Linked DNA regions of Homo sapiens: region 2 is linked to region 1. Evidence: read pairs that join two places in POLR2A ChIA-PET (ENCODE). Cell type or tissue: PC-3. All regions are shown on one strand. Links, peaks and the distances in the headings refer to the core of each region. The heading gives the core; the rest is flanking DNA.

Region 1 (16,382 bases), core at 3,079-11,078:
CCTCTCCCTCCACCAGGCTGCACAGTCAGAGCCACCCCATAAGGAAGGTGTAGTCTTTCAATGTTCTAGGGCAACCTGAATAGGCAAAAGGAAGGGGCACCAAGGAGCCTCATGGCTGGAGGCATCCCTGCCTGCAGGTGCTCTCCCCCGCTGAGCCCCATTCCACCTTCAAGGCATCTTATAAGCAGCATGGGGACTTACCTGCCAGGACCTCCGTTCTCTCAAAGATGTTGCTGCCCTGCACAGTGCTGGACATTGACACCTTGTTGGACACATCCTCACTCTCTTCAACGGGTGAGATTCTCTTGGGGATAACCTCATTCTCCTCTAGTTTCTTGGGTTCGGTGGGGACTTGGCTCCCAGACCCTGCCCTCTCAGGGATATGGTTATCTAGAGGCACCTGGATGGGCGGAAAGGAGAAGAGACACTCAGCGTATTTTGGAAGAGACTCAGGGCAGGGGACAGGGACATTCAGCCAGGCAGAGAATCTGGTTCTGCCATATTCAGCTGAACCATATGGTCCTGGAGCAGGAATTGGCAACACTGTCTCCACAATTATGCTGCCAAAATCCTTATCCCCAACTTTTTTAGTATATCTGTCCCAAATGAAAAATGAATGCACCCAAGGGAACAGGGAAGCAGGTGCTCTCCTGCACTGCTGGCCACTGGTTATTCTAGAGCAACCACTCTGGAAGCAATTTGGCAAAACCTTAGACATCGCTTGCCCTTTAAGGTGGCAGTTTTGCCCTGGAAACTCTATTGTAAGGAGCTCTTCAGAGACTACGTGTAAAAGATGCTTGCTGCAGCTCCTCTGCCTATGAAGTAGCCATTCTTTTATTCCTTTACTGTCTTAATAAACTTGCTTTCACTTTACTCTATGGACTCACCCTGAATTCTACCTTGTGCAAGATCCAAGAACCCTCTCCCTTGGGGTCTGGATCGGGACCCCTTTCTGGTAACATCTTTCTGGAGAACCACAGAAGGGATGAGACGGAGGAGACTCCCGAATCAAAGGAAATGGACTGCAGCACTGATTGGAGGACTTTGGATATCACCTTTTGTCAGAACTAAGAGTTATGAATGGCCCTCACCATACTGGCCCTTTCTGACTGAACCCCTCTCTACCATGGATACAAGAGGCCCTAATAGTTAAGCAGGAATATCATCACCCTATTCAGCATGAAGAAGTTATAGAAGATGGATCTTTGTCCCTCTGCAACCCTTAGGATTAAGGGTTTTCTTACAAAAGGGAGGGGGAAAATGTCAGGTGTTTGAACCAGAGTGCCTACATCTTGAATAGGGGCTGGGTAAAATAAGGCTGAGACCTGCTGGGCCGCATTCCCAGTAAGTTAAGCATCCTACGTAACAGAATGAGATAGGAGGTCTGCACAAGATACAGGTCATAAAGACCTTGCTGATAAAACAGGTTGCAATAAAGAAGCTTGCCAAAAACCACCAAAAACAGGATGGCAATGAAACTGTTGGTCTCACTGCTCATTATATGCTAATTATACTACATTAGCATGCTAAGAGACACTCCCATCAGTGCCATGGCAATTTACAAATGCCCTGGCAAAGTCAGGAAGTTACTCTATATGGTCTAAAAAGGGGAGGAGCCCCTAGTTCTGGGAATTGCCCACCCCTTTGTTGGAAAACTCATGAATAATCTACCCCTTGCTTAACATATAATCAAGAAATAACCATAAAAATGGGCAACCAGCAGCCAATGCCACTGCTCTACCTATGGAGTAGCCATTCTTTTATTCCTTTACTTTCTTAATAAACTTGTTATTGCTTTGCAAAAATAAAAAAGATGTTTGCTGCAGTGTTATAATTTTAAAATGTTAACAAATTATAAGCCATTTTTCCGTCAATAAAGGGAATCAGGTAAACTATTACGCAGCCTATAAAAATGACAAGAGCATTAAATTATGCAGGGAAATACTCATGACCAGTCTAAGTGAAAAACGCAGTTCATAGAATTATATATATATACTTTTTTTTTTTTTTTTTGAGAGGGAGTCTCTGTCGCCCAGGCTGGGGTGCAATGGTGCAATCTCTGCCCACTGCAATCTCTGCCTCTCAGGTTCAAGCGATCCTCCTACCTCAGCCTCCCAATCAAGTAGCTGGGACTACAGGCGCACGCCACTGTGCCAGGCTAATTTTTTGTATTTTTAGTAGAGATAGGGTTTCACCATGTTGGCCAGGCTGGTCTCGAACTCCTGACCTCAGGTGATCTGCCCGTCTTAGCCTCCCAAAGTGCTGGGATTACAGGCATTAGCCACTGTGCCCGGCCTATATATATACTTTTCTATCAATGCTAGGAAATAGCTATAAATGTAGAGAAAAGGAGTTGGTGTTGACGGTGACTATCCCTGCAGGGAGGATGGCCTACCAGCAACCTACAAAATGAGCCTGGGGCCAGATTTGTTTGTTTGTTTGTTTGTTTTAACACAGTCTGGCTCTGTCACCCAGGCTGGAGTGCACTGGCACAATCTTGGCTCACTGCAACCTCTGCCTCCTGGACTTAAGCCATTCTCCCACCTCAGCCTCTCAAGTAGCTGGGACTACAGGCACATGCCACCACACCTGGCTAATTTTTGTATTTTATGTAGAGACAGGTTTCATCGTGTTGCCCAGGCTGGTCTTGAACTCCTGACCTCAAGCCTCCCAAAGTGCTGGGATTACAGGCCTGAGCCACCATGCCCACCCCAGGGCCAGATTTTTAAAAAGCCTTCCCGCATAGTGGGGTAAGACCCCTCACTTATTCTGCCTATGGGGGCTGTATTTTCTGCCTCTCCCAATAGGTCTGCTATAGAGGAGCAAAGTGGAAGAGGCAGAAGCATGTAGCTACTTACCAAGGGATGGACAACTTCAGGGCCGATCATGGAGTCTTCCAAGTCATCTGTAAGGTCAGAATAGCTGTGTGAGTGAGGTCCATTACCCCAGGAAAATGACCCCTTCAGCCAGGACTGGTGGGAGCTCCACCTTACAACCAGCTTCCAAATGCTCAATGTCCAGCAAGCGAGCTTCCCCACCCCTACTTCAGTCATCTCATCTGTAAAATGGGGCTCCTCAGACCCACCCCCTGGCTCTTTCACAGGAATGTGTGAGCTGGCAGCTGGGCAGAGGCTTCATCAGCTCTAAACCCTTGCTCTGCAAAGTGTGGATCCAAAAACCAATAGCAACACCTGAGAGCTGGTTAGAAATGTAGAATTTCAAGGCCAGGCGCGGTGGCTCACGCCTGTAATCCCAGCATTTTGGGAGGCCAAGGCGGGCAGATCACTTGAGGTCAGGAGATCGAGACCAGCCTGGCCAACATAGTGAAACCCCGTCTCTGCTGAAAATACAAAAATTATCCACGGGTGATGGCACGCGCCTGTAATCCCAGCTACTTGGGAGGCTGAGGCAGGAGAATCACTTGAACCCGGTTGGCAGAGGTTGCAGTGGGCCAAGATGGTACCACCGCACTCCAGCCTGGGCGACAGAACAAGACTCCGTCTCAAAAAAATAAATAAATAAATTCCCTCCATACGTATTCCTAAATACATTTTTCCCAATAATGGGCTCGTAACAATATATCATTAACATCTTTCCATTACAATGCTTAAAGAGTTACATTATTATTTTAATTACTTCTATTCAATGAATTTCATTTATTTTCAATAGTCTCTTACTGTTGAATGTTTAAAATGTTCTTATCTAAAAATATTGTCATGATCAGAAAACATTAAAGCTAATATTTCACTTATTTAAAAAGAGTAAAAATAATTCATTGGTTAAAAAAAAAAGAAGAAGAAATGTAGAATTTCAGGGCTGACTGAATCAAAATCTACTTTTTTTTTTTTGAGACAGAGTCTCTCTCTGTCGCCTGGGCTGGAGTACCGTGGTGCCATCTCGGCTCACTGCAACCTCTGCCTCCTGGGTTCAAGCGATTCTCCTGCCTCAGCCCCCCGAGTAGCTGGGACTACAGGGGTGCACCATGACACCCAGCTGATTTTTGTATTTTTAGTAGAGACGGGGTTTCACCATGTTGGTTGGCCAGGATGGTCTCGATCTCTTGACCTTGTGATCCGCCTGCCTTGGCCTCCCACAGTGCTTCAATTACAGGTGTAAGCCACCGCGCCCGGCCAAAATCTACATTTTAACAAGATCCCCAGGGAATTAACTTTTGAGAAAGAAAACTCTAACTGCAATATTAAAACATTTCCTGGGCGACTATGTGAGATGATGGATATATTACTTAACTCCACTGTAGTAACATTTTTACTATCTATATGTATCCCATAATATCATGTTGTATGCACATAATGAAATTTATTTTTTTATTTTTATTTTTTTTCAAGACAGAGTCTTGCTCTGTCACCAGGCTGGAGTGCAATGGCGTGATCTCAGCTCACTGCAACCTCTGCCTCCCGGGTTCAAGCAATTCTCCTGCCTCAGCCTCCCAAGTAGCTGGGATTACAGGCACTCGACACCACACCTGGCTAATTTTTGTATTTTTAGTAGAGACGGGGTTTCACCATGTTGGCCAGGCTGGTCTCAAACTCCTGACCTCGTGATCTGCCTGCCTTGGCCTCCCAAAGTGCTGGGATTACAGGCATGAGCCACCGTGCCCGGCCATAAAATTTATTTTTTTTTTAAACCAAACACACACGTACTGAGTGCTTGGTAGGTGCCAAAAGCTTTAAGTCAGTTCAGTCCCCACAACACTGATGTACTATCTTTATTATTCCCATTTTACAGATTAGAAAACTGAAGCTCAGTTCACACAGGATGGAGGCTTGAACTCAGGACCATGTGACTCCAAAGCTAAAACTTGCAAAGCTAAAACTTGCAATCATTAACACCTCTCTGCACATAGGAGGGACACTTATTAGCTGTCTGGCCTAGAGGCCTTGGGCCCTTCACCCGCCCCCACCCCCACTGAAGCAGGGACTTGTTCTTGGTTTCCCAACTACATCTCTGCCCACTCATGCCCCCTCCCACCCCATCCCCACTTCTAAGCTGCTACTTTTCCTTTTTTGTTTTGAGACAGGGTCTCACTCTGTCACCCAGGCTGGAGTGCAGTAGCATGATCTTGGCTCACTGCAGCCCCAACCTCCTAGGCTCAAGGGATCGTCCCACCTCAGCCTCCCAAGTAGCTGGGACTCCTACAGGTGCATGCCACCACATCCAGCTAATTTTTGTGTTTTTGTAGAGACAAGTTCTCACCATGTGGCCCAGGCTGGAACTTTTCCTTTCAAAAAAAGGAAAACACTCTATGGGTCCTCCTTCCCCACTCCCACCCTGTCCTGCCACCCATCCTACCCTCACCCCACCCCCACCATGCCCTGCAGAAAAGAGAAGAGCTTATGAGGACACGTTCAGGCTGGAGCTCAGAAAACCCAGAGCTACCAATGACTTCAAAGCAGCAAACAGCTTGTCCCCAGGGGCTCTCAGGGATGGAATAGGTTAATCCATTACTTTTGTTTCCCCTTTTTTTGAGAAGGAAGAAGGGCACTCTAGGAAAAGTCCCACAAAAATCCAAGTCTCAAGGCATGGTCACCCTCCTGGCTGGTGAAGCCACCACTCCCTCCAGCTTTGTGCCTACGCCTGCCCAGCACACCTTCCGTACCCAGATCTCCAGAGCCAGACAGCTCAAAGTCATCAGATTCCTGCCCGGGCCCCACTACATCCTCATCGTCTGGTAGGGCTCCGGAGAAGTATCGGCCTTCTAGGAGGTCCTGGGGGTCGATGACCTCAGTCTCTCGGATCTAAGATAAAGAAAGGAGACACATCAGCCAACATCCCCAGTGCTCCATGACAGCTGATGCCCAAAAGCTAGTGAAGTGGGCATTCAGAAACTAGAAAGAGACCAGGCCAGGGCCTGGAGACCTGCGTCCTGGATCCCACTCTACCTCTAACTCACCGCGTGTCCTTAGGCAAGTCTCTTTCCATTCTGGGCAAATAAAAATAGTACATGAGGCTGGGCACAGTGGCTCACACCTGTAATCCCAACACTTTGGGAGGCGGAGGCAGGCAGATCACTTGAGGTCAGGAGTTCAAGACCAGCCTGGCCAACATGGTGAAACCCCGTCTCTACTAAAAATACAAAAATCAGCTGGGCGTGGTGGCTTACGCCTGTAGTCCCAGCTACTCGGGAGGCTGAGACAGGAGAATTGCTTGAACCCGGGAGGCGGAGGTTGCAATAAGCCAGGATCACGCCGTTGCACTCTAGCCTGAGCTACAGAGTGGGACCCCCGTCTCAAAAAAAATAAAAACAGTAAATGAGGTAATAATCAAATTATTAATATGGCTAGATATCCTTTACCGAGCACTTGCTATGTGCTGGGCCCTGTTTTAATAACTCTGGAGGCATGTTATTCACTTCTTTTTACAGCCGAGGGAGTCATTTTCTTTTGGTGACACAGCTGGCAGATGGAAGAGCGAGGATTGCATACGCAGGGCTGCCTGACTTCAGAGCCAGGAGTCTCCATGCACAGGGCCCTGGGATGCTACACTCCAGGGCTCTGTGATGCAGTGGCAGCTGATTCACACAGGACAGGGAGTGGGCTCCTGGTTCTGGTCTTGCCCAGTCCAGGATACTTTTCCCAGCTGAGTCAGTCTGGGCCGGGACAGACAGGGCTGCCTCACGCACACCCTAAGACAGCCTCAGGTCAGGGCGCTGCCCAGACCTGATGACTCAGGAGTGTACTCCTGGATTCAGTCTTGCCTTCCAAACATCTCCCACAGATCTACTCTGCTGCCAGCACCATGCAGACACCGAGAGGCACAATCCCTACCCTCACAGACCATCCACTCCAGTACCCATAATCATCACTCAGCCACTACCCTGTGGAGACACAGCTGATCAGGACAGAGTCTCAGGTCCACTCCCACCAAACCGCTTGCCAAAAGAAAGTGTCAAAGGTCCCGGGCAGCCCTACAGTACATCAGTTACCCTGCTCCCATCCTGTAGCTCCACCGAGTGGGAACAATGTACCCTCAAGAGCACAGGAAACATTTGGATGCCCATCACCCTTCCTCCAGCTTCTGGGCTCAGGCTTCTGTTTGCCCAGAGAACAGCAGCTCTGAGCAAAGTTCATTATTCTACTAATTAATTCAAACACTAAAGTGCCTAGTATTTGCCAGGAGAGTTGGGGTTTTTCATTAAGTTCAATACACCATGCCCCTCCCGCTGAAAGACATTCCCATCTTCTCCAGACGCCATAACTGCAGGAGCTGGGGGTCTGCTTAGAATCACAGAATGCCAGGACCCAAGGAGCTCCTGTCCTCCCGTTTCACACAACTTGAATCTGAGCCCGGAACAGGGCAGGGACTTGCCCAAGGTCACACAGAGCGTTCGCTACATAACTCAGGATAGAAAGAGGTCAGGTCTCTGTTTCGGACACCCCAGGCAGTCCTTCACTCAGCTGAGACTGCCATTGACAAAGGAGGGTGTCTGAGAAGGAACATCTGTCCCTAAGATAAGGTTATTATCATTGCAGGAGAGGCCCAGGAAAGCTGCTTCAGAGCCACTCCTGTACTCTCCCCACTGGGCTTCTGGGGAGAGGCAGGTGGAACCTGACCCTCATGCACCCTCTTCCACCCCCACAGAGGGAGAATGCTGGATTCCCGGAAGGGAGCGGGGTCAGGCCACAAGGAAGGCAGTGGCCAGGAATCACTCTCTCCCGGGGAGTGGGGAGAATGCTGAACGCTTGGCACCCGTGGGGGTGGAAAGCCAGAGAGGTTAAGTGCTGCTCAGAGATGACTTCATGACTCGGGAATCAGGAGCTGCCGGGCTGCTGGTGCTGGAATTCAAGCCCCCGCACATAGCCCGTGCCTGTGGCTTTGGTTTGGCAGAGCAGGAGGAAGGCTCCTCATGGCTGCCCAAGTGCCTATACCTAAGGGCAGGGTCCCTGTGCTCCTACCTCCATCTCCTGTGGCAAATCCCCCAAGAACCCAAGTGACAGGCCTTAACCAAGCACACAGCCTGTCTAGGTCCTTTTAATAGTCCCTTTTTGCAGAGATGGAAACAAGGGCTCAGAAAAGTAAAGTCACTTGTCCAAGGCCACACAAGCAGGAAGTAGCCACACTGGGCCAGAACCCAGGCTTCACTGACCTGGACATTTAACCACAAACACATAAACACACGCATGAACACATATGTACACGGGGTCACCAGCCTGCCCCAGGCTCCAAGGGAGCCCTGTTAAGTAGGGGGGTCAATCTAGCCGGGAGAAAGAAAGAATGGTACACTTTGGCCAGCTGTTGACCAGGTCAAAGTCCTCAACAGGGGCTGTAGTTCCATCAGGAGACTTGTCTCAGGCTGAGAGACCTTTTCCCACCCCTCACTGCCCCCAGGAGCCATGGAAGGTTGTTTATGCATCCAGCCTCTCTTTCAGTATGTGAAAGTGCTAAGAGGTATTTCAAAACAACCCATGGGATTAGCATGCCCACTGGCTGTTAGGAATTACCTCCGTTTTACATTAGAGAAATGAAGGCTATGAGCGAAAGTGGGGCGTGAAGATCTTGCAGCCAAGTCAGCAGCAAAACCAAGGCTGAAACCAAGATTTATTCCCAGTTCAGCCCTCTTTGTGGGCACCTGTTCATCCTTAACCCTTCATTTTTATACTCAGTTTCCAAAAAAGAAACTAGTCTAGTCTGAAGTCACCCCGGGGCTCCGCGGCACGGCCTGGATTCGATCCTATTTCAAAGCTCTGAAAAGATGGAGTCTTCAAAGGCTGCATTTAGATGAGCCCAGGATTTCCCTCCTACAGCAAGTCAAGGGGCTGGGAAGAAACTTCTTCCAGCTCCCAGTGGTGATAGGAGGACACAGGGAATTAAATCTCTCCTTGAGCTCTGGAAGCCCCCTCTCTGCCCTGTTTTGGTCCCTTCTCCACCCATGACCTCTGACAAGAGGGAAGGCAACTCCAAAGTGGATAAGAGCCATTTAGGACTAGGCCAGCAAGACGGGACCAAGCCCCGTGGGATTGTGGGCAATCACTCTTTTTTGTGTAAAGGTTGGGAAGGCACCAACGGTCCTCCTCTCCTCCGCCCTCTTTTCAGATAAAGCCCATTGAGTCTGGGGTGACTTTGAAGAACCAGGCCACCCAGCAGCCAGGCCCAGCCCTGACCAGAGATGGACCCCGCCCTGCTCCTGGCTAAGAATGTGGTCTGTTCTCCTCAGCTCACCCCACCTTTGCCCAGGCATGTGTGTTCGTGTGTATACATGCACAGGCACCCTCTCTGGGCTCTCAAGTCTCCTTGTATCTTTGTCCCTTTCATGAACACACAACAGAAATTACCAACTAAGTAAGACAGTGGTGGCTAGGCACAGTGGCTTAATCCCAACATTTTGGGAGGCCAAGGTGGGAGGCTCACTTGAGCCCAAGAGTTTGAGATCAGCCTGGGCAACATGGTGAAACCCCATCTCTACAAAAATTAGCCAAATGTGGTTGTGCACGCCTGTGGTCCCAGCTACTCGGGAGGCTGAAGTGGGAGGATCACTTGAGCCCAGGAGGTCGAGGTTGCAGTGAGCTACGATCGTGCCACTGCACTCCAGCCTGGGTGACAGAGGAAGACCCTGTCTCCAAAAAATAAAAAATAGGGCAATGGGCCTAGGTCCCACAGACTCTGCTGGCCCTGTGGCTGGTGGGGATCTGGGATTAGTGCCTGGGGGTTTAGAGATACTACATTCTTCCCCAGACTGTTGGGGAGAAAGAAGGGAGGGGAAGTGCTCTTTTGTTCTACAGAAACTAACACCTGCCAACAGAAGGTATCTGATTTTATAACCTAGCAAACAGACAAGACAAGGGATTTTGCCAAGGTCATCCAAGCAGCTGGCAGCGGAGATGGACTTAGAACCTAGGTATCCTGGCTCCCAGACTGGAATTATCTTCTCTCCCCTTCCAGGGTGTTGGCTGCCCCTAAGGGTCTCAGCAAATCCACAGGCAGCAGCTGTCATTACAGTTATACTCCCCATCTAGTCTTTTGGCTATAGGCATGAAGCTACGAAAAGGTCCTATCCCAACCCTATCCCCAAATCCTATGGCTTCTATCACCCCAGGAAAAGCATGAGTGACTAAAAGGAGTATCCACTACATGCCAAGCACCATGCTGGGTACTTTGTTTATACAAGTTCATTTAAATGGCAAAACAGCCTTGCAAGGTGCTCTACCCATTTTGCAGATGAGAAGACTGAGGTTCAGCTGAGTCACTTATCCAACGTCATGCAACTAGAAAGCTAGAGCTGGGATTCAAATCCAGATCTTCCTCAAGAACACGTCCCAACCACAACTAGGCTTCTCACTGCCACCCACTCTTCACTTCTCTCCAGCCTAACCCGCCAGTCCACAACACACTGGCTGGGCCAGGGCTCCAGGGCAACCCTGTCCCTGCCTAGGAGTAAACAAAGGTGAAAGTGATATCACTTAAACAAAGGAACAGAAACTTGGCTGGGGCACCAGAGAGGAGTTCAGGGTCAGGGCTTGGATAACTGTGAACTAATGAGAGCCTCTCCCGACCTGGCTCCTCCCCAGGGGAGGTAGGGTCGGGGACACACTTGACCCTTCTTTCAGGAGGCAAGACCAGAAGGGTAATAACTGGGCAAGCCAAATTTAGTGGGGAGAGGGGATGGTGAGTACCTGGGGCTCCAACACCTGGACCCACCAGAATGATTTCTAGCAGGAGACCCCCAGCAGCGTACACTACTCGTAACTGTTCTTCCCCACCCCACCCACTTCTTAAGGGCCAGACATTCCCCAGAATGGCTAAAACCTGGGGCCCACAACTGTGACTCTACCACCCAGAGTGGTTGTGCATCAAGGCAGATTCACAAGTGTGAGTTCTGCCACTTCCTAACTATATGAGCTTGGGAGTTTATTTCATCTCTGAAATCCTCAGTTTCCTCTTTTGTGACTAGGGCTGGTAGCACCTTGCAGGGTGATGAGGATTAAGAGGAATGCATTTGTGTGTGCAAGGGACCCAGCACGTGATCAATGAATAGTGGCTGTGATTAACCCCTACCTGCCTTCCTCCTGGCCAGTGGGATCAGTGCTCAAAGGATCAGAGGCCTGGGAAAACTTGCAGAGGCAGTTCTGTTGCTGGAAGGAAGCTAGCCTGGGGACAGGGAGATGGTGCTTTGCAAACTGTAAAGGAATATAATCTATAATAGGTTATCATTTTGCTTCTGAGCCCAGAGACTTTTCAACAACCAATCAGGTCCCTTCAGACTGTGAAAAAAAGATACAGAGATAGTCAGAGACCTGCCCAAGGTCACACAGCTTTGACCACCTGTCCTAAGCAGACAGAGGTAAAGACCATTTTTATTTTCCCCGAAGGTGCAAATGACAGTGACCAGAAACACCTGAAATTCTACTTGGGGACCTGGGTCCCCAGGGACAAAATAAATAAATAAAAATCTAGAAGGTAAAAAGAAACTACACACCAATCCATGGTCTGGTGCTCTGGTGCCTGAATGGTTAAACCAGGTCTGGGGGTGGGGGTGGAGTGAGGGTTCAAATGTCGCCTTCAAGGTCGGGTTACTCTGAACACAATCACTCAGGAGAGAGCCAGGCCTGGCACTGCCTGCAACCAGCTTTTCACCAAGCCTCAGGGCAGCCCATTCCCACAGCAAGAACTCCAGGATCCTAGGGTGCCAGCTAGAAATGGGGGAAGGGTTCAGGAGCCTCTGGATGTCTCCCTGCCAGGAGCTGACCCAGCACCCTTGTTACTAACTCCCTGGATGATCGTGGACAATTCCCTTCTCTGAGCCTCAGTTTTCCAATCTGTAAAAGACAGGTCTCAAAGAGACAAGCCTCCCTCTGTCCCAGCCCAGTAACCAAGCTGGGCATTGCTCCGATTACCGGTGGAGACAGCCAGGAGGGGGCTGGCTCCCTCAGGGCCTCAGAGACAGAGGTGCATTGAAGTTGGAGCTTGTAATCTAGGCAGCAGATCCGAAATCCCTGCTGGATCCGAGGGCTAGGGAGGCTCTCGGGATGTAAACAAACCTCCTGTGTTCTCAGAGCAGAGTAGAGAGCCCACGCTGCAGCCTTATCTCAGCTGATTAGATCAGCCCTGGGTGCTGGCTTCCTGCCTCTTCCCAGCCTCCCTCACCGACCCCCAAGGAAGCCATCCTCCAGACCAGGTCAGTCTGTCCCACAGACGGCTCCGGCAGGGCTTCTCCAAGGCAAGGAGTATCCCCACTCTGGGTAGCCGGGCCAGCCATGTGCCACATCTGCCCCCACGCCCAGAGGCTAGAGTGACACCGCCAGTCCCCGCAGGCCTGGCCACTGACTGCTGGGCTTCACCAAGTCACTGTTTCCACACATACCAGCCTCTCCCTGCCTCCCCTTTCCATTACCCCAGGTGTCACCTGACCAGCAGCCTCTTCTACTGTGCCAGAGAAAACTGGAGCAGCCGAGCTCCCGGGCCTGGAGGACAGGGGGAGGGGTGAGATGCAGCCTGAAGGGGTGGGGGCCGCTGAATAGGAAGGTCTGGGCTGAAGGTGGGGGTTGGGGGAAGCAGGAGGCAAGAACAAGGCTGGGAAGTGGGGGAGGGAGGAAGGATGGCTGTAGAAAGGTCAAAGCCAGAAAGAACTGCTGAGATCAGAGTGACCTTTTGGGGAGTACTGCAGCCCCCTGAAAAGGATAAAAAGGTCTAAACCCCAATAACTGTAACTCTTAGTTTACATTTTCAACATATGCACAGACACCACCTCCCCAAAGCCAAACTCTGGCCGGGTTAAGAACCCTCGTCTAGGTGCTAATAAAGCCAGAACTTTACAAGTTTGCCAAACAGCGATGATGACCTTTGAGTGCCACAGGTGTTTTATAGAGGACACTGGAGTTCACATCAACAAAGTGACGTATTAACTGTGTGTGTCCCTGGGTGAGCAGCAGAGCTAGGACGGGGGCTGGAGTTTTCTGTACCCTCTTTTTCAGTCACCCAGCCTTCAGCAGATGGGACCAGAGAGGCCCCAGTGAGATGCAAGAATGTGCCCAAGGTCACCACTGTGTTAGTTAATGACAAACAAGCCCAAGAAGTCAGGCTTATTCTTCTAAGGTTAAATGAGACCCCAACTGTTGACATATGTGTTCTCTCTCCTCCCTCTCTAGGGCACCATGCAGTGAAAACATACGAGAAACTGGCTTTTCAGAACACTGTACCTTTTCTGTCCACCAACACCCCACCCCTCAAAGTGCTATTTGCAATCACTCAGCCTCCTTAAGGGTAGAAACTCTGCCCCTCCAGCACAGGAGGGTGACCCCAGGTCCTGGACAGTGTCCAGAGTGGTCTGATACCCTTGGCAAACCCCCTGCCCCCTCTCCCTCCAGGCTGCAAACTGTTCAGCATGAGGCTCCAGCAAATCCCAGCAGGAGAGGTGGGGCTGCCCAGAACTGGTTCTTGTTTAAACATAAACCCATTCGATAATTAGCAAACAGCCCACTTCTAAGATAAACAAATAGGAGATTTGGACTCCAAAAGCCCCACCCTAGATTTCTCCCTTCCCACCTCCCAGCTGTGGGGGTAGATAAGGGGGATAAGGGGGATGGAGAAAGCTTTCCAGGAGACCTGGGCTCAGAATCTTCAGAGATAGGACCCCCTGGCATGAAGGTGGCCTGGGCAAGGAAGGGAACTGTCACTAAGTAACACCTCCTCCCTACCAGGCATGGTACTAGGTGCCTTTATTTACAGCCCTGTCGTCTCCTTTAAGCTTCGCCACACCGGTATCATGATCTTCTTAACAGACCAGGAGGCTGGGGCTCAGAGGTGGAGTAGCATGACTGAATTCATGTAGCCAGTAAGAGGTGGACTTCGCACGTCTGGAGTTAAGTCTGTGTAACACCAAGCCAATGTTTCAATGCCCTCTGGCCAGCCCCAGGAAGCAAAGAGGAGTCCTCACAAACATCAGAAAATCCTGGGGTCACACCAAACCTGAACAGTACCAGCTTTTGCTCTCTGAAAAAATGCAGGCCAGTTGCAGCCTCAGTTTTGCCTTAAAGAGGAAAAAAGTACTACCTGCTCTGCAGAGGTCTAAAGCCCAATTTTGAGGACTGGCTGCACAATGTACAATGTCAAAGTCTACATGCAGGCAAGGGGCTGTGAAAGTGCGGGACCTAGTACAAACATGTCCTGTATGTCCCCTCGAGCCCCGGACACTGAAACAGTGACTCCCAAAGGACAAGGTAAAACTCTGAGCTCATTCCAACACCCCCACCACAGAGCTGTCCTATTAGCCAAGAGTTTGAAAGGAAATGGGTGACTCAGGCAGGCTACGCTAGCATGCAGTGACTCACAGCGCTCGGTCCAGCCCCTTACCCCAATTTTAAGCATTCATTTGGAAATCACACTCGCCTGTCCAGTCCGGGAGGTTGAAGGACAGCTAGGAGCCAACTTCTCCCAACAGGGAGATGGGGCTGGGAGCCCAGCCTGGCTTCCCCAGCTCCTCATTCAGGCAGGCTCAGCACTCCAAGTCCTTGGAAAAGCCCTCTGTTTCTAGGAGCTGGGGATGGCAGGAGCTGAATGTCCCCCCGCCACCCCAACTTCTCTTCTGAGACTGGGATTTGTTTAGACTCTTCACCAAGGAGGCCAGCAAAGGGCCCCTCCCCTCATCAATGGGCTCTCTGGGCAGGAAGGACCCTTGGAAGGCAATGGTCCAGCCTCCTTATTTTAGAGTTGGGGACACTGAGACCCAGAGACAGGGCATGTTTGCTCAAGGTCACCCAGCAACGCAGAAGTAGGACCTAAGGTATCTACCTTCAAACCCAGCAAATTTCCTCATCTGGAATATTCTGAGGACACTCAAACCAGACACCTTGCCCTATCAGAAGGACCTGGTTCTGACCTTAGGAAGCCACTGCATTGTTCCGAGCATCAATTTCCTGTAAAAATAGAGAAAATGGTACCTCGCAGTACTGGGAGATACTCATACTAGCAATAAATAACAGTAATGAACCATTTAGAATAAAGTTACATGCACGAATTTATTCATTCATACAAGCATTTCCTGAGTACAAACTAGGGGACAGGTATTTCACAAAAACAAATAGAGCAGAGTTCCTGCCCTCAGTGTGCGGGGGGAGAGAGGGAGGGATTCAGCATTTGGTGGAGTATGTTAATTCCCTCAAGTTAATTCCTTCAAGAGAGAGACCTCTTTTGAATAGTAGGTACTTAAGTTATTAATCAAATTGAGAGATGGAAAGGACTCTGGAGGCTACCCTGTTCAAACCTTTCATTTTAAGGTGGGGGATGTCAGCCCAGCGGGGAAAGAGGCCTCCCCCCAACCTCATGGAACCCTCCAAATCATGGCCCAAATATTTTCGTGGGTGTTTGATAACTCCCTGGGCTCAAGAAGTCCCAAGAGCTCTCACTGTTCACTCAAGGGTCCTAGAAGCCCCTAGGCTTCCGCCCCCACCCCTACTCCCATGTAATCAAGAAGAGGACGCTGTAGAAGACCAGAAATGTCCTTAAGCTAAAGTACACTTGATAGGTGATAGGTGGGGGACACTTCCCCACAACCGCCTGGGCCCGGGGCCAAGTCAGTAGGCTGTGCCCCTGGGTAGGAACACCTTTGGGTGGAGGGGACTCCCAAAACAAGGCTGCCTTTAATTGGCCTGAGAGGGAGTGGCAGGAAGGCAGATCAGGGAATGCTCCCAGCTGGACAGGAAGAACTGGTTTAGTATAGCAAGCCCAGCCAAACAGAGGAGAGGACAGCTGGGTACTGAGCCTGGGTTCCCTTCCAAAATATGGGGGTGGTAAGGGGAATGATGGAACAGTCGGGGGAACACCACCCACAATGGGAGGGCTACTAGTCAGAGATCCTGGGGTCCTGGATGCCCTCTACTAACCCAAAGTAGTACCATTTTACCTCTCACATTTGGGAAGTGGGCATAATAGAATCCCCATGTGACAGGTCTTTTTGTGAGGACAAAATGCACCAGATCTGTCATATAAAAAGTACTCTATCACTCCTAACTGCTATTAGCAAAGTCCTTCTCCCTGGGCCTCACTTTTCTCTACCTGCAAAAAGAAAAGGACACGCTGGATCATCTCTTCAGTCCGAGCCAACCGTGACTATGTCTGATTTTTCCAACCACAATCTAGAAAAGAGGGAGGGGACAGGCCAAAGGGGAAGCCCTGTGCCCCAGTTACAGGCAGGAGGTCTGTGACATTAGCCAGGAAGGGGAGAGCTGAGGTCAGGATGAGACTTGACACCTATCTCAGGAAGCAGCTGCCCAGGGCTGATGTCTCCTGCAGCTGATGGGTCACCCAGGCAGGACTGACACAGTCCCCTTCCCCCAAACTACATCCTTCAGAATGCCCCCAGGACACAGCTGACTGCTCAGCACCCTGAAGCACCTGAAGGCTCAGCAGCCCCTGGGAGGAAACTGGCATGT
Region 2 (16,382 bases), core at 4,791-12,790, 57 kb after region 1:
CCTGGCTAATCTTTTGTATTTTTAGTGGAGGTGGGGTTTCACCATGTTAGCCAGGATGGTCTTGATCTCCCAACCTCAGGTGATCCACCCGCCTCAGCCTCCCAAAGTGCTGGGATTACAGGTGTGAGCCACCGTGCCCAGCCTGAAACCACTAATTTATTATCTACTCTATAATTGTTGTCATTTCAAGAATAGTATATGAATAAAAGCAAGTGAAGGTATTAAAAATGTTGTATGAGTGGAATCATACAGTGTGTGACCTTTTGAAGTTGGCTTTTTTCACTCAGCATAATGCTCTTGAGATCCAAGTTATTGCATGTATCAATAGTACTTTAAAAATCACAGAAAGTTTCAAAAAATATACATAGAGGTTTTGTGTACCCTTTGCTCATTTTCCTCCAATGGGTGGGAAAATCTTACATACCTTTGGTATAATATCAGAACCATGTATAAATTCAGGTAACCACCATCACAATCAAGTATAGAACTGTTCTGTTATCCCAAGGCTTCCTCATGCTATTCATAGCTACAGTCACCCCTCCTTCCTCTCACCCCAATCCCTAAAAGTCCCACTTCATCTCTATAATTTTGTCATTTTGAAAATATTATATACATGGAATGATATAGTATGTAACCTTTCAAGATTGGCTTTTGTACTGGCTTTTCCATATAATGCCCTTTATATCCACTTAAGTTGTATCAGTAGTTTTTCCCTTTTTTTGCTGAGTGCTATTACATATAACACAGTTTGGCCATTCACCCATTGAAGAATGTTTGTTTCCAATTTAGGGCTATTATGCAGGTTTTTGTCTCCACACATAATTTTCATTTCTCTGGAATAACCTTCAAGGAGTATGAATGCTGCCAAACAATTTTCCAGAACATCAGCAATGTTCATACATTGATAGACCTTCTCTGCATTTTGACTTGCTTTTAGAATGGTCACTATTTTATTTTAGCTGTTTTAATAGGTGTGTAATGATATCTTACCATAGTTTTAATTTACATTTCCCTAATGGCTATTGAAGTTTAATACATTTTAGGCCGGGTGCAGTGGTTCATGCCTATAATCCCAGCACTTTGGGAGGCTGAGGCGGGTGGATCACTTGAAGTCAGGAGTTCGAGACCAGCCTGGCCAACATGGTGAAACCCCCTCTCTACTAAAAATACAAAAATTAGCCGGGTGTGGTGGCATGCACCTGTAATCCCAGCTACTTGGGAGGCTGAGGGAGGAGAATTGCTTGAACCCAGGAGGTGGAGGTTGCAGGGAGCCAAGATCATGCCTCTGCACTCTAGCCTGGGCAACAGAGCAAGACTCTGTCTCAAAAACAAACAAACAAATGAACAAACATTTTAATATGCTTATCTGCCATCTCTGTATCCTCTTTGGTGAAATATCTGTTCACTTCCTTTGCCCATTTTCTAATTAGACTGTTTGGATGTTTGTTCTAGAAAAAGAGTCTTGCTCTGTCACCCAGGTTAGAGTGCAGTGGCATGATCATAGCTCACTGCAGCCTTGAAATCCTGGACCCAAGTGATCCTACCAAGTAGCTAGGACTACCGGCGCTTGCCACCATGCCCAGCTAATTTTTTTTCTTTCAAGACAGGGTCTTGCTGTGTTGCCCAGGCTGCTTTTGAATTCTCCTGGCCTCAAGCCATCTTCCCACCTCGGCTTCCAAAGCACTGGGCACAGGTGTGAGCCACTGTGCCCAACCTGTTTGTCTGTATTTTTACTTTTGAGTTTTGAAAGTTCTTTATATATTCTAGATATGAGTCCTGTGTAAGATGTGTGATTTGCAAGTATTTTCTTTCTAAATTTGTATGTCTTTTATTTCCTTTTCTTCCCTTATTGTACTAGCTAAGACTTCCAGCACTACATTGAATGAAAGTGGTGGGAACAGACATTCTTGCCTTATTTTTGATCTTGAGTGGATATATGACACATATAGTATATGTCACTAACAATGGAATACCAAAATATATGAGGCAAAAACTGGTAGAACTCCAAGGAGAAATAGACAAATCCCATTATAGTTGAAGACTTCAACGACCCTCTTTCAATAATTGATAAATCAAGTAGGCAGAAAATCAGTAAGTACATATTTTATCTGAATACCACCATCAATCAACTTGATCTACTGGCATTTATAGAGCACTCCATCCAACAATAATAGAATATACATTCTAATACAATAATAATAGAATACACATTCATATCTAGCTCACATGGAGTATTCAAGAGATAGTACATTCTGGGCCACGAAACACACTGGAACAAATGTAAAATGATAGACTCATAAAAAGTATGTTCTCAAACCACAATGGAATTAAACTAGAAACCCATAACAGAGAGAGCTGGAAAGTCCCCAAGGTATTTCTAGAATAAACAACACACTAGACTAGTAGGTAGCACATGGATCAAAAAAAAGTCTCAAGAGAAACTTAAAAATATTTTTAACTAAATTAAAATGAAAAATATAGTTTACCAAATTTGTGGGATGCAGCAAAAGCCATGCTTAGAGGAAAATTTATAGCATTAAATGCATATATTAGAGAAGAAGAAAGATCTAAAGTCAATCTAAGCTTCAGAAAGAAGAAACTAGAGAAATAAGAGCAATTTAAGCTTAAAGTAAGTAGAAGGAAATAATAAAAATCAAAGCAGAAATCAATGAAATTGAAAACCAGAAGATGATAGAGAAAATCAGTGAAACCAAAAGCTGTCTCTTTGAATTATCAATAAAATTAACAGATCTCTAGCCAGGTTAACCAATTTTTTTTAGAAAAAGAAAGATACAAATTACCAATATTAGAAATTTGTTTGTTTGTTTGTTTGTTTTTGAGATGGAGTCTCATTCTGTTGCCCAGGCTGGAGTGCAGTGGCGTGATCTTGGATCACTGCAACCTCCGCCTCCTGAGTTCAAGTGATTCTCCTGCCTCAGCCTCCCGAGTAGCTAGGATTACAGGCACATGCTACCACACCCGTCTAATTTTGTACTTTTAGTAGAGGCGGGGTTTCACCATTTTGGCCACGCTGGTCTCGAACACCTGACCTCAGGTGATCCACCCACCTTGGCCTCCTAAAGTATTGAGATTACAGGTGTGAGCCACTGCGTCCAGCCCACATGTATTATTTAGAAATGTGGTGGGATTTTTGGATTAATAGAAGTGTATTTAAGCAGGAATACATAAAATCGTCATTGCTAGACTTAATATGAGATGTTAAATGTTTGATCCAATTTTTCTTCCTGGATAAGCTTTTCTTTCCTATCCCTACCGGATCCGATTCCACATAGAGCTACTGGATGAGTATTTGATAATGGGTCTGAAATTGGGATAGACATGTGCTGATCTTACACAAGTCCAACAAATTAAGCCAAGATGTTTGATGAGCCCTCGATGAATCATCATTGGTTAGGGTCATTGTGCTGATTAAGTACCCCTGTTTAAACCCAGATTTATGGCCAAATGCTCAGGTTGCAGTTTGTGGAGGTATGTCATATTCAGCTGGATTGAGGGTCATGGGCAGAGGGGCCAGGTGTGATGGAGTATAGTTTGGGAGAGTCATCTTGGTGACCCAGTGCACAACTGCGCCTCTTGACTCATGTATTATTCAGAAATGAGGTGTTTAATTTCCATATGTTTGGAGATTTACCTATTATCTTTTTGTTATTGATTTCTAGTTTGATTTCATTGTGATCTCAGAACACATGCTGTGCGATTTTGATTTTCAAAAATTCCTTGAGGCCGGGAGCAGTGGTTCATGCCTGTAATCCCAAGTCTCTTGGATGCCACGGTAGGAGGATCACTTGAGGATAGGAGTTGAAGGCTGCAGTAAGCCATGATCGGCACCACTGCACTCCGGCCTGGGCAATAGAGCAAGATGCTGTCTCTTTAAAAAAATTTTTTTTAGTTGACTTTTATTCTGTGACTTAAGATATAGTCTTGGTGAGTGTTCCATAAGCATTTCAAAAGAATGTGAATCTTGTTATTGTTATGTGAAGTATTGTCTAAATATTAATTAGATTCTTTTGATTGATGGCTTTTTAAAGTTCTTATACATCCTTGCTGCTTTCCTGTCTAGTGTTTCTTTTTTTTTTTTTTTGAGACAGAGTCTTGCTCTGTCGTCCAGGGTGGAGTGCAGTGGCACAATCTCGGCTCACTGCAGCCTCCGCCTCCCGGGTTCAAGCAATTCTCCTGCCTTAGCCTCCCGAGTAGCTGGGATTACAGGCGCCCGCCACCACACCCGGCTAATTTTTATATTTAGTAGAGACAGGGTTTCACCATGTTGGCCAGGCTGGTCTTGAACTCCTGACCTTAGGTGATCCACCCGCCTTGGCCTCCCAAAATGTTGGGATTACAGGTGTGAGCCACCATGCCCACCCTTCTGTCTAGTATTTCTATCAAGTGTTGAGAGAGATGTGTTGAAGTCTCCAACTTTAATAGTAGATGTCTATTTTTTTTTTCAGTTCTACCAATTTTTGTTTCATAGATTTTTAAGATCTGTTGTTTGGTATGTACACATGTATGATTGCTATGTCTTCTTTGTGATTTGACCCATTTAATATCTTTTTTTGGCCCTGGTGATTTTCTTTGCTCAGCAGTCTATTTCATCTGATATTGAAATTGCTAACTCTGCTTTCTTTTAATTAATCTTTGTATGGTGTATCTTTTTTCATCCTTTTATGTTCAGTCTACCTATGTCATATTTGAAGTGAGTTTCTTGTAGAGAGCTTATTTTGGGTCATTTTTTTCACTCCGTTTTGCCAGTCTCAGAGTTATAAAGTATATTTATAGACTACCGGCAGTTAATGCAATTATTTGTTAGGGTTTAAGCCTGCCATTTGATTGTTTTCTTTTCATTCCCTCTGCTTTTCATTCTTCTCTTTTATTTCTCTACTCTTCCTATGGGTTAAACAGTTTTTAGAATTCCATTTTTTTTATCTATGGTGAAGTGTTTTTTTTAAGTGTATCTCTTTGTGTAGGTTTTTTAGTGGCTGCTTTCTATATTACATCATACATAACATAATCTATGACCATCTACTGGTATCGACACTTTTGCCACTTTGAGTGAGGGATAGAAGCCTGACCTCTATTTAGGTCCCTTTACCCTTCTCCTTTCATAATGTAATTGTCTTAAATATCTTCATTACATAAATTGAATCCACATCAGACCATGTTATATAATTTCTGTTTTAGCCATCAAACATAATTTAGAAAATGCAAGTGAAGAAGGATAGCCCATCATATTTACCCATATTTTTATTATTTCCATTGTTCTTTCTTCACTCCTGATGTTTCGGGTTTTCTTCTTTCATCATTTCCTTTATGTTTGGAGAACTTCCTTTAGCCATTCTTTCACGGTACAGCAGGTCCTCAAATAATGTTATTTTGTTTAACGTCATTTCTTTATAATGTTGATGAGAAAAAAAAACAACAACTGATTCCCAGCCATGGCCACTGTCTGTGTAGAGTTTGCACATTCTCGTCATGTCTGTGTGGGTTTTCTCTGGGCACTCCAATTTCCTCCCACATCCCAGAGATGTGCACATTAGGTTAATTGGTGTATCTAAATTATCTAAATTATCCAAGTATGAGTGAGGGGTGTGTGTGTGTGTGCGTGCACGCATTCTGTGATGGAATGGCATCCTTTCCAGGGTGCCTTGCACCCTGAGCTGCCAGAATAAGATTCAGCCACCCAGGACCCTGAAATGGAATAAGCAGGTTGGAAATGAAGAATAAGTGAATACAAATTATTGTAAAATAAAAATTTGTAAAGTATATAATAATCATACAAATGCATAACAGTAAATAATTTGGTATAAGAGCACTCAGCCAGCCTGCCATATTTATTATTGTTTTTGAACTGCATGGTGGTAGGAGATACTCCTTACAATTTTTGCTCTGCAAAGATTTATTCCTTGGTTTAACTCACCACCATGATGACTGCTGTCACTCACTGCTTATACTAATCCAGCATGACCTCACTTTAATTACATCACCAATAGGTGAGTAAATAATGAACTTCCCTGTTTTATTAATCTTTCTTAAATGTATGTATAGCTCACATTTATTTTAATGTTTAATACTAGATGTGTCTGGGCATTTATTTAGAAGCGTGGTATTGTTTTTGTGACCAGAAGTATGCTGTATGGACTTACCTTGTTAATATCAATTAGTCTACGATAAACTTGCTTTCATTATACATCATTTTGGTTAAAGTTGCAGTTTCCAAGAAACTATTGATGACATTAAGGACTTACTATAGTTCTTCAGTTAACAAATTATGTTAGTTTTTCCTTCATTTGAGAATGTCTTGACTTTCATACCTGAAGGATTTTTTCACTTTGCTTAGCATTCTGGGTTGACGGTTTTTTCTTTCAGTACTTAAACATATTGTGCCACTTCTTTCTGGCTTTCACAGTTTCTGATGAGAAATCTGCTGCAATTTAAATTGTTGCTGTATTATTGGTAAGGTTAATTTCTCTGCAACTGCTTTCAAGACTTTAGTTTTCAGAAATTTGTTTATGGTGTGTCTTGTATGGATTTCTTTGGTTTATCATGCTTGGGGTTTAGTCAGCTTCTTGAATCCGTGTGTGTATGTCTTTCATCAAATTTGGGACACTTTCAGCTTTATTTCTTTGAACACATTTTTAGCTCCACCTTTTTTTTTTCTCTTCACCTAGGACTCCCATGACACAAATGTTAAATCTTTTGTTATAATCTTCCATGTTCCTGAAGCTTTGTTCTCTCTCTCTCTCTCTCATCTCTAGATCACCTGATCCAGCAGGTGATCTGCCCACGTTGGCCTCCCAAAGTGCTGGGATTATAGGCATGAGCCATCCTGCCTGGCTGAAATCCTCTTTTTATTTGTACTCTTTTTATCCCTGCAAATCTAAGGTGATGTTTTTGGATATATAATCCTTTTTAAAACTTGTGGGTCACTTTGAATCTTATTCAATATTACTCTGTTAGACAAAAGACATGCCCACAGATTTCTTTGCAATAAGCCCTTCTCTACTCTAGGCTTCGGCTGAGATGGCTAAGAGACAACAATCAGCCGTAAGATTTCCAGAATCACTATTGTTTTGATTTGGAGGATCTGTGAGACATATCCATAATTTGTTTAGACTCTTTAAATATGACTGAATAGTATTCTGAGGCACTGCCTTAAGTCTTTCTGAGATGTTAACAAAATATTTTACATTAATATTCTTTTTTTTTTTTTTTTTTTTTTTTTTTTTTGAGACAGGGTCTTGCTCTGTCGCCCAGGCTGGAGTGCAGTGGTGCGATCTCGGCTCACTGCAACCTCCGCCTCCCAGTTTCAAGTGATTATCCTGCCTCCGCAGTAGCTGGAATTATAGGCATGTGCCACCACGCCCAGCTAATTTTTTGTATTTTTAGTAGAGATGGGCTTTTACCATGTTGGCCAGGCTGTACATTAATATTCTCAGTTTCATATTTGGACCAGGCTTTCCTGGCAGTGCCCTGTATTTGAGTTTTGCTAGGAAGCCATTTTTAAATTTTACTATCATCTGCTATTTGGAGAGGATAAGCATTTTCTAAATCATGAAGTCTTAGCTCTTTCATGTTTAACATTCTTTCCTTTTAAAAAGTTCAGCGTTTTTCAACTCGAGCCCTATTGATATTTCAGCTAGGATAATTATTTGATGTGTGTGTGTTTGGTGGGGGGATTGGGGTGGTTTGAGGGGGGCTGCCTTATACATTGTAGGATGTTTAACAGCATCCTTGGCCTCTGCCAACTAGATGGCAGTAGCAACCTCCCCAGCTTTGACATCTAAAAATGCCTCCAGACATTGCCAAATATCCCTTGGGAGGCAGTGTCACTCTCACTGGAGAGCTCTTGCTTTAGTTTATCCCTTTGCTCCTCCCTTTCACTATAGGCAGCAAGAAGAAAGCAGGTGGCGCCTTTAACATTTTGCTTGGAAATTGCTTTACTTAGATCATCAAATTCATTAGGCACATTTTCTGTTTTCCACTTTATTGAAGGCAACAGGGTTGCTAATTTTTGTGTCACAGTATAGTTTCCAATAATATTTACTTCACTTGTCTGGGTATGGTGGCTCATGCCTGTAATCCCAGCACTTTGGGAGGCCGAGGCAGGTGGATCACCTGAGGTCAGGAGTTCTGGACCAGTCTAAACAACATGGTGAAACCCCACCTCTACTAAAAAAAAGCCGGGTGTGATGGCATGCACCTGTAATCCCAGCTACTTGGGAGGCTGAGGCAGGAGAATCACCTGAACCTGGGAGGCAGAAGTTGCAGTGAGCTGAGATCAACAAGAGCAACACTCTGTCAAAAACAAAACAAAAAAACAACAAAAAAAACCCCAAAAAACAAAAAAACAGAAAAACAGTATTTACTTCACTTTCCTGCATACCCTCACTGCACCTTATCTAAGGGCCGAGGCTTCTTTAACAGCTTCTTCAAGGTGCTTTAGGTTTTTACTATACTCTTCTCAAAGTCCAATTCTAATGCCACTCCTGCATATTAGAGTACTGTTACAGCAGTACTTTACCCAGTACCAAAATCTTTCTTTTCCCCTTTAAAAATTTTTTTCTTTATATGTTCCAATGAACAGAATTTTAATATGTTACCTATTGCTGCATAATAAACTATCCCAGAATTTAGCATCTTAAAACAAGAAGTATTTACTATCTCAAAGTGCTTGAGTATCAGGAATCCAGGAGTGGTTTAACTGAGTGGTTCTGCCTAAGTTTCCCATGAGGTTTCAGTCAAACTGCTGGCCAGGGCTGTAATTATCCCAAGATTTTACTAGGGCAATTTTATCAATTTCCATACTCAATCATGTGGTTGCTGGCAGGCCTCAGCCTTCATGGGCTCTTGGCCGGAAGCTTCCTTTCCTTGCCATGCGGGCCTCTCTATAGTGGCTGTTGACAAAATGGCAGCTTGCTTCTCCCAGAGTGAGTGACCCCAAAAATAGAGTACACACTAAAGACAGAAGCTGTAGTCTTTTTTTTTTTAATTTGAATTTTAGAAGTGACATACCATCATTTCTGGCATATCCTGCGGGTCACATAGGTAAACTAATGGTGGCAGGAGGCAGACAGGTTCCTAGGTGGGAAGGGGTGGGTCCTTGGTGAAACCCCACCTTCAAGCCAGGGATGACCTGAAGCCTGACAGCCAGGCCTCCAGTTCTGTGTGGAGTCCACTACCTAAAGTGAGAACTTCCTTGATGCCTTTTGGCCAATCAGATGGTGCTTTTTCCTGACCCGGCCAGATTCATGGACTCGTTGGGACTACCTGCCTGCAGATAGGAGCTACCCACTTTGGGTCTCCTCTCCTCTGAGAGCTGTTTGGTCAGCCGATAAAGCTGTTCTCTGCCTTGCTCACCTTCCAGTTGTCTGTGTAACCTCATTCTTCACGGATGCTGGTCAAGAACTCAGGACCTGCCAAATGCGGGAGTAAAAGGAGCTGTAACACTTTCCTGGCCGGCTCGCTGAGGTGCAGGTGGGAGCTAAAGGGGCTGTAACACGTTCCTGGCTAGCTCGCTGAGGTGCAGGTGGTGACACGTTCCTGAACTGCTGGAGTGAAGAGTGGAGACCCTTCTGGAGGCCCAGACCTCGGGATTCTCCGAGCCAGAGCGGTAACACACTAGTTCTCCTGCCCTCTGCCAGCGCCAGGCTGCCACCCCATGCAACAGGAAGCAGTGGCGGGGCCAGGCCAGCCCAGGAGCCACAGGCCGGAGCAGGGTGGCAGGACTGAAAGAGCAGTAACACAAATGGGCTGAAACTCCACCCCCTGAAATACAGCACCCCCACCTCGCTGAGCGGCTGCCGGTGATGAGAAAGAGAGAAGAGCTGCAGCCCTTCTGGGGGCCCAGATCTCGGGGCTCCCTGAGGCAGGGCTGTGACATGCTGTAACACCCTCTTTGGGGCTCTGCAGTTCCTGGTGTCTCAGAGCTTTCAGGTGCCACTGCGTTCCCCTGGTCCAGACGCTGGTGCCTATAGCAGAGGTCGCTTGGGGTAGGTCTGGTCCAGCCAGAGCCTTGCATGGAGCTGGTGCCTGTGCCAGTGCCTGGAGCTGCTCACGTGGCTGCGGCAGCTTGTGTGCCTGGCTCTGTGTGGTGACTGGACCTCACGCTTGCTCACACACCCCCCCACCACTCCATGCCTGGCTTACCCTTGGTAGGCATGGGATCCGGGCTGCACTAGCCAAGCACAGCCTGCCAGGTGAGTGGGCAGAACGAGTGGGCACAAGCAAAACTCCAGCAGAGGCACCACCAGCCACAGAGGTTTTGCACTGACCAAGTGACACCCAAAGGATCCCGTGACATAACCTTGGTACAGTGTAGGAGAGGACTGCCCGGATGTACATGATAGGTGGTAAGGAACATTGGGAGGTGTTTTGTGGCTGACTGTGGCCACAAAAATTTCCATTTTATTCCATCCAATATGTTTTTCTTTTTTTCTTTTTCCTTTTTTTTGTTTTAGAGTCTCGCTCCGTTGCCCAGGCTGGAGTACAATGGCGTGATCTCGGCTCACTGCAAACTCCGCCTCCCAAGTTCAAGTGATTCTCCTGCATCAGCCTCCCAAGTAGCTGGGATTACAGATGCATGCTACCATGTCTGGCTGATTTTGGTATTTTTAGTAGAGACGGGGTTTCACCATGTTGGCCAGGCTGGTCTCGAACTTCTGACCTCAAGTGATCCACCCATCTCAGCCTCCCAAAGTGTTGGAATTACAGGCATGAGCCACTGCACCTGGCTGTTTCTTCTTCTTTCTTTTTTCTTCTTCTCTCTTCTTTTTTCTTCGTCTTCCTCCTCCTCTTCTTCTTTCTTCTTCTTCTTCTTCGACTGAGTCTCGCTCTATCACCCAGGCTGGAATGCAGTGGCATGATCTAGGCTCACTGCAACCTCCGCCTCCTGGATTCAAGTGATTCTTGTGCCTCAGCCTCCCAAGTAGCTGGGATTAGAGGCACCCACCACCACGCCCAGCTAATTTTTGTATTTTTAGTAGAGACGGGGTTTCACCATGTTGGCCAGGCTGGTCTTGAACTCCTGACCTCAAGTGATCCGCCCGCCTCGGCCTCCCAAAGTGCTGAGATTACAGGCGTGAGCCACCACACCCGGCCTATTTTATTATTTTTTTGAGATGGGGTTTCACTCTGTTACCTGGGCTACAGTGCCGTGGTGTGATCTCGGTTCACTGCAGCCTTGACCTCCCAGGCTCAAGCGATTTTCTTGCCTCAGCCTCATGAGTAGCTGGGACTACAGGCATGCACCACCATGCCTGGCTAATTTTTGTATATTTTGTAGAGATGAAGTTTCTGCCAATGTTGCCCAGGCTGGTCTCAAACTTGTGGGCTCAAGCGATCCTCCCAGCTAGTCTCCCAAAATGCTGAGACTACAGGCATAAGCTCCTGTGCCTGGTTCAACACTTTTTTTTTTTTTTTTTTTTTTTTTGAGACAGGGTCTTGCTCAGTTGCCCAGGCTGGAGTGCGGTGGTGGCATCTCAGCTCACTGCAACCTCCACTTCCCAGGATCAAGTTATCCTCCTACCTCAGGCCTCCAAATAGCTGGGAATACAGGCATGAGCCACCATGCCCAGCTAATTTTTATATTTTTTGTAGAGACGAGGTTTTGTCATGTTGCCCAGGCTGGTCTCAAATTCAAGGTCAAGCGATCCACCTGCCTCAGCCTCCCAAAGTGCTAGGATTACAGGCCTGAGCCAGTGTACCCAGCCATGTATTTTCTAATATCCCTTGGACTTCATCTTTGACTCATGTTTTATTTTGAAGTATTGGGATTGTTTTTCAGTTATCTTTCTGTTATTATTTCTATTTAATTCTGTTATGGTCATACAACATAATTTAAATTCTTCTAAATTTGTTGAGGATTGTTTTTGTTGCCCAGAATATGATGAATCTCTCATTGAATGTTGTATGTGCAGTTGAAAAGAATGTTTATTCTGCTGTTGGTGGGTAAAGTGTCATGAATATAATTAGGAGAAATTAATGATAGTGTTAAGGTTTTCTATATCCTTGCTTTTTTGGTGTACTTATTTTATTGATTATTGAGAGAGAAGGGTTGAATTATCTAGGTGCAATATAGATTTTTTCTGTTTCTTATTTCAGGTCTACTGGTTTTTACTTCATATATTTTTGAAGCTCTGTTGTTAGTATATACACTCTTATGACTGTTAAGTCTTCTTGGTGAATTGAACCTTTTATTATTAAATAATACCACTTTTCCTCCCTGGTAATAGTCCTTCTTAAATCTACTTTGTCTGATATTAATACTGTCACTCCAACTTGCTTGGTTTCATGTTTGTATGGTGTGTCTTACTCCATTCATTTTTTTTTTAGGGATCCAATTCCTCTACACATCCTTTTACTTTTAACCCATATATTTCTTTATATTTAAAGTGGGTCTTGTGGACAACATATTATTGCCTCTTACTTTGCTCCCAATCTGCTAATTTGTCTTTTAATTGATTGTCTTTTTACTGATACACTGGATTAAAATCTATCACCTTGTTATTTGTTTTCTAATCTTTCATCTGTGCTTTTTTTCTTTTTTCTTCCTTGATTTGGATTATGTTTCGAAAAGGAAAACTCCCAATCTCATGGGTGCTGCAAGTAGACAAGATGTATTGCATCTGATTGAAATAGTTTATTATTCATAGCACAACAAACAGTGTGAACATCAGCATAGTTGTATTGGTTCCCCTGGTCCTACATTCAACAGATGATGCAGTGAGCCCAGATGCATGGTATTCACACAGTGGGTTTGCATTGTAGCTGAGGGACCTAGGCCCAGCACTTTTTATTTTATTTTATTTTATTAATTAATTAATTTATTTGAGACAGGGTCTCACTGTGTTGCTTAGGCTGCTCTCGAATTCCTGGACTCAAGTGATCCTCCTGCCTCAGCCTCTCAAAGTGCTGGGATTACAAGCATGAGCCACCACGCCTGGTCCCAGGACATTTTTATAGCAAGCAGTAAGCAAGCCTGCCTTGGTCTGAGAAATGATCTCACCTCTCAAAACTCTAGCTGTACTAACAATCCTGAACAAGGACCCAGGTGAAAGAGAGGTCTGGGCCTTGTGATCTTGACATACTCAGCAAGACACGTTGGACACAAGTGGCCTAGGGAGGAAGCCTCCCAACATTAGAAAAAATTATTATATGTACTTGTTTTCATGTTCAACAGTCATTTTAAAAAATAAATTTTATTGTATATGTTTAAGGTATACAACATGATGTTATGGAATACATAGATATAGTAAAGTGATTACTATAGTGAAGCAAACGAACATATCCATCATCTCACATAGTTACCTATTCCAGCATTTTTATGATTCCATTTTCTATTATTGGCTTGTTACTTACACCTCTCTAAAAAAATTTTTTTAGTGGTTGCTATTGAATTTACTATATCTTTAATCAGTCTATCTTCAAATAATGTTATACCACTTCTTATATATCATAAGGACCCTTTAACAGCATATTTCCCATTCCTCCATCTCCTCATTTTTACTGTTGTTATTGTCATACATTTCACTTTTATATATGCTATGAGGCCACAATGCATTGCTTTAGTAAAGCAGTTACCTTTTAAAGTGAGTAAAAATGAGAAACAATGTCTCTTATATTTACCTTTATTCTATCTGTTTCCAGAGATCATCATTTCTTTATGTAGATCCAAGTTTCTCTCAGGTATCATATTTCTTCTGCTTACAGAACGTCCACTGGTAATGAATTTTCTCTCTCTCTTTTTTTTTTTTTGATCTGAAAAAGTGTATTTCCTTCATGTTTGAAAGATGTATTTGCTAGGTATAGAATTCTGGATTGGCAGTTTTTTGTCTTTCAGCATTTTAAAGATATGACTCTATTATCTTCTGGTTATATAATTTCTGATGAGAAGTCTTCTGTAATTCTTTGTTCCTCTGTAGGGAGTGTGCCTTTTTCCTCTAGATGCCTTCAATATTTTCTCTTTATCTTTGGTTTTCAGCAATTTGAATATGATATATTAGGTTGTGTTTGCATGTGCTTCTTTGTTGTGTTTGTATATTGGCATTTAATCTTTTCTGGATTCTGTGAGTTTCTTGGCTCTGTGGTTTGATATCTTTCATTATTTTTGGAAAATTATTAGCTATTATATCTACAAATAAATATTGTATCTACATATATATATTTTTTTTTCTCTGTTTCTTCTCCTTCTGGGATATGAATCACTTATATGTTAGCGCTTGGATATTTGTTCTGGTTTTTGTTTGTTTGTTTCACTCTTTTCTTTTTCTGTTTCAATTTGAGTATTCTCTATTGACCTATCTTCAAGTTCACTGGTTATTTCCTCAGCTATGTCGAGTTTACTGATTGATATAGTTTGGTTGTGTCACCACCCAAATCTCATCTTGAATTGTGGTTCCCATAATCCCCACGTGTCATGGGAGAGACCAGGTGGAGATAATTGAATCATGAGGGTGGTTCCCCCATCCTGTTCTCATGATAGTGAGTTAGTTCTCACAAGATCTGATGGTTTTATAAGGGGCTTCCTCCTTCCCCAGGCACTTCTCCTTGCTGCTGCCACATGAAGAAGGACGTGTTTGCTTCCCCTTCCACCATGATTGTAAGTTTCCTGAGGCCTCCTCAGCCCTTTGGAACAGTGAGTCAATTAAACCTCTTTTCTTTGTAAACTACCCAGTCTCAGGTATGTGCTTATAGCAGTGTGAGAACAGACTAATACAGTAAACTGGTATTGGTAGAATGAGGTGCAGCTATAAAGATACCTGATAATGTGGAAGCAGCTTTGGAACTGGGTAGCAGATAGAGGTTAGAACAGTTTGGAGGGCTCAGAAGAAGAAGGAAAATGTGGGAAAATGTGGAACTTCCTAAAGTCTTAGAGGGCTCAGAAGACAGGAAAATGTGAGAAGGTTTGGAACTTCCTAGAGACTGTTGAATGGCTTTGACCAAAATGCTAATAGTGATATGAACAATGAAATCTAGGATGAGGTGGTCTCAGATGGAAATGAGGAACTAGCTGGGAACTGGAGTAAACTTCACTTTTGCAATGCAAAGAGACTGGTGGCATTTTACCCCTGCCCTAGAGATCTGTAGAACTTTGAACTTGAGAGAGATGATTTAGGGTATCTGGCAGGAGAAATTTCTAAGTGGCATAGCATTCAAGAGGAAGCAGAGAATAAACTTTTGGAAAATTTGCAGCCTGATGATGTGATAGAAAAGAAAAACCCATTTTTTTCTGGGAGAAATTCAAGCCCCTTACAGAAATTTGCATAAGTAACAAGGAGACAAATATTAATCACCAAGACAATGGGGAAAATGTCTCCAGGGCATATCAGAGACCTACACAGCAGCCCCTCCCATCATAGGCCCAGAGGCCTAGGAGGGAAAAATGATTTCCTGGGCCAGGTCCAGTGCTCCCTTGCTGTATGCTGCCTCAGGACTTGGTGCCCTGCATCCCAGCCACTCAAGCCATGGCAAAAAGGGGCCAAGGACAGCTCGGGCTATTGCTTCAGAGGGTGCAAGCCCCAAGCCTTGGCAGCTTCCATGAGGTATTGGGCCAGCAGGTGTGCAGAATGCAAGAATTGAGGTTTGGGAACCTCCGCCTAGATTTCAGAGGTTGTATGGAAATGCGTGGATGTCCAGGCAGAAGTCTGCTGCAGGGGCGGAGCCCTCATGGAGAACCTCTGCTAGGGCAGTGCGGAAGGGAAATGTGGGGTCAGATCCTACACACAGAGTCCCCACTGGGGCATTGCTTATGGAGCTGTGAGAAGAGGGCCACTGTCCTCCAGACCCCCGAATGGTAGATCCACCAACAACTTGCACTGAGTGTCTGGAAAAGTTGCAGACACTCAATGGCAGCCATGAAAGCAGCAGGGAGGGGGTCTCTACCCTGCAAAGCCACAGGGGTGGAGCTGCCCAGGGCTGTGGGAGCCCACCTCTTGCATCAGTGTGACCTGGATATGAGACCTGGAATCAAAGGATATTATTTTGGAGCTTTCAGGTTTAATGACTGTCCTATTGGATTTCAGACTTGCATGGGGCCTGTAGCCCCTTTGTTTGGGCCAATTTACCCCTTCAATTTCTCCTATTTAGAATGAGGGTATTTACCCAATGCCTATAACCCCATTATATCTAGGAAGTAATTAACTTGCTTTTGATTTTACAGGCTCTTAGGTGGAAGGGACTTGCCTTGTCTCAGAAGAGTCTTTGGACTTGGACTTTTGGGTTAATACTGGAATGAGTTAAGACTTTGGAGGACTGTTGGAAGCACATAATTGTGTTTTGAATTGTGAGGACATGAGATTTGGGAGGGGCTGGGGCAAAATTATATGGTTTGACTGTGTCCCCACCCAAATCTCATCTTGAATTGTGGTTCC

What was found. Peaks named below come from ENCODE experiments on the same cell type or tissue, not always from the same donor. Only the 100,000 strongest peaks of a DNase experiment are listed, where the experiment ranks them.
Region 2: POLR2A ChIA-PET joins it to region 1 with 31 read pairs; 13 of 35 experiments call an interaction of 5 or more read pairs at or near these places.

What each region holds. Positions count from the first base shown.
Region 1 is chr20:45,330,165-45,346,546 of GRCh38, forward strand. SDC4 (syndecan 4) reads right to left here. Exons shown (of 5, transcript NM_002999.4): 2 at 5,618-5,756; 3 at 2,859-2,905; 4 at 202-400. Among named protein-coding and RNA genes, the nearest start is that of SDC4, 10 kb to the right of the region's middle. RefSeq lists an enhancer at 12,269-13,163. In PC-3, for the core only: no CTCF peak of the experiment used is centred there; DNase peaks (open chromatin) are centred at 6,617 and 7,777; H3K4me3 peaks cover 1,845 bases; H3K27ac peaks cover 3,943 bases.
Region 2 is chr20:45,385,141-45,401,522 of GRCh38, forward strand. The region is part of intron 3 of SYS1-DBNDD2 (SYS1-DBNDD2 readthrough (NMD candidate)); the gene reads left to right. LOC107985404 (a long non-coding RNA gene) reads right to left here. Exons shown (of 5, transcript XR_007067608.1): 4 at 13,639-16,382; 5 at 9,348-9,428. It also overlaps the pseudogene NDUFB4P10. Among named protein-coding and RNA genes, the nearest start is that of DBNDD2, 15 kb to the right of the region's middle. In PC-3, for the core only: CTCF peaks have their summits at 7,780 and 7,980; no DNase peak of the experiment used is centred there.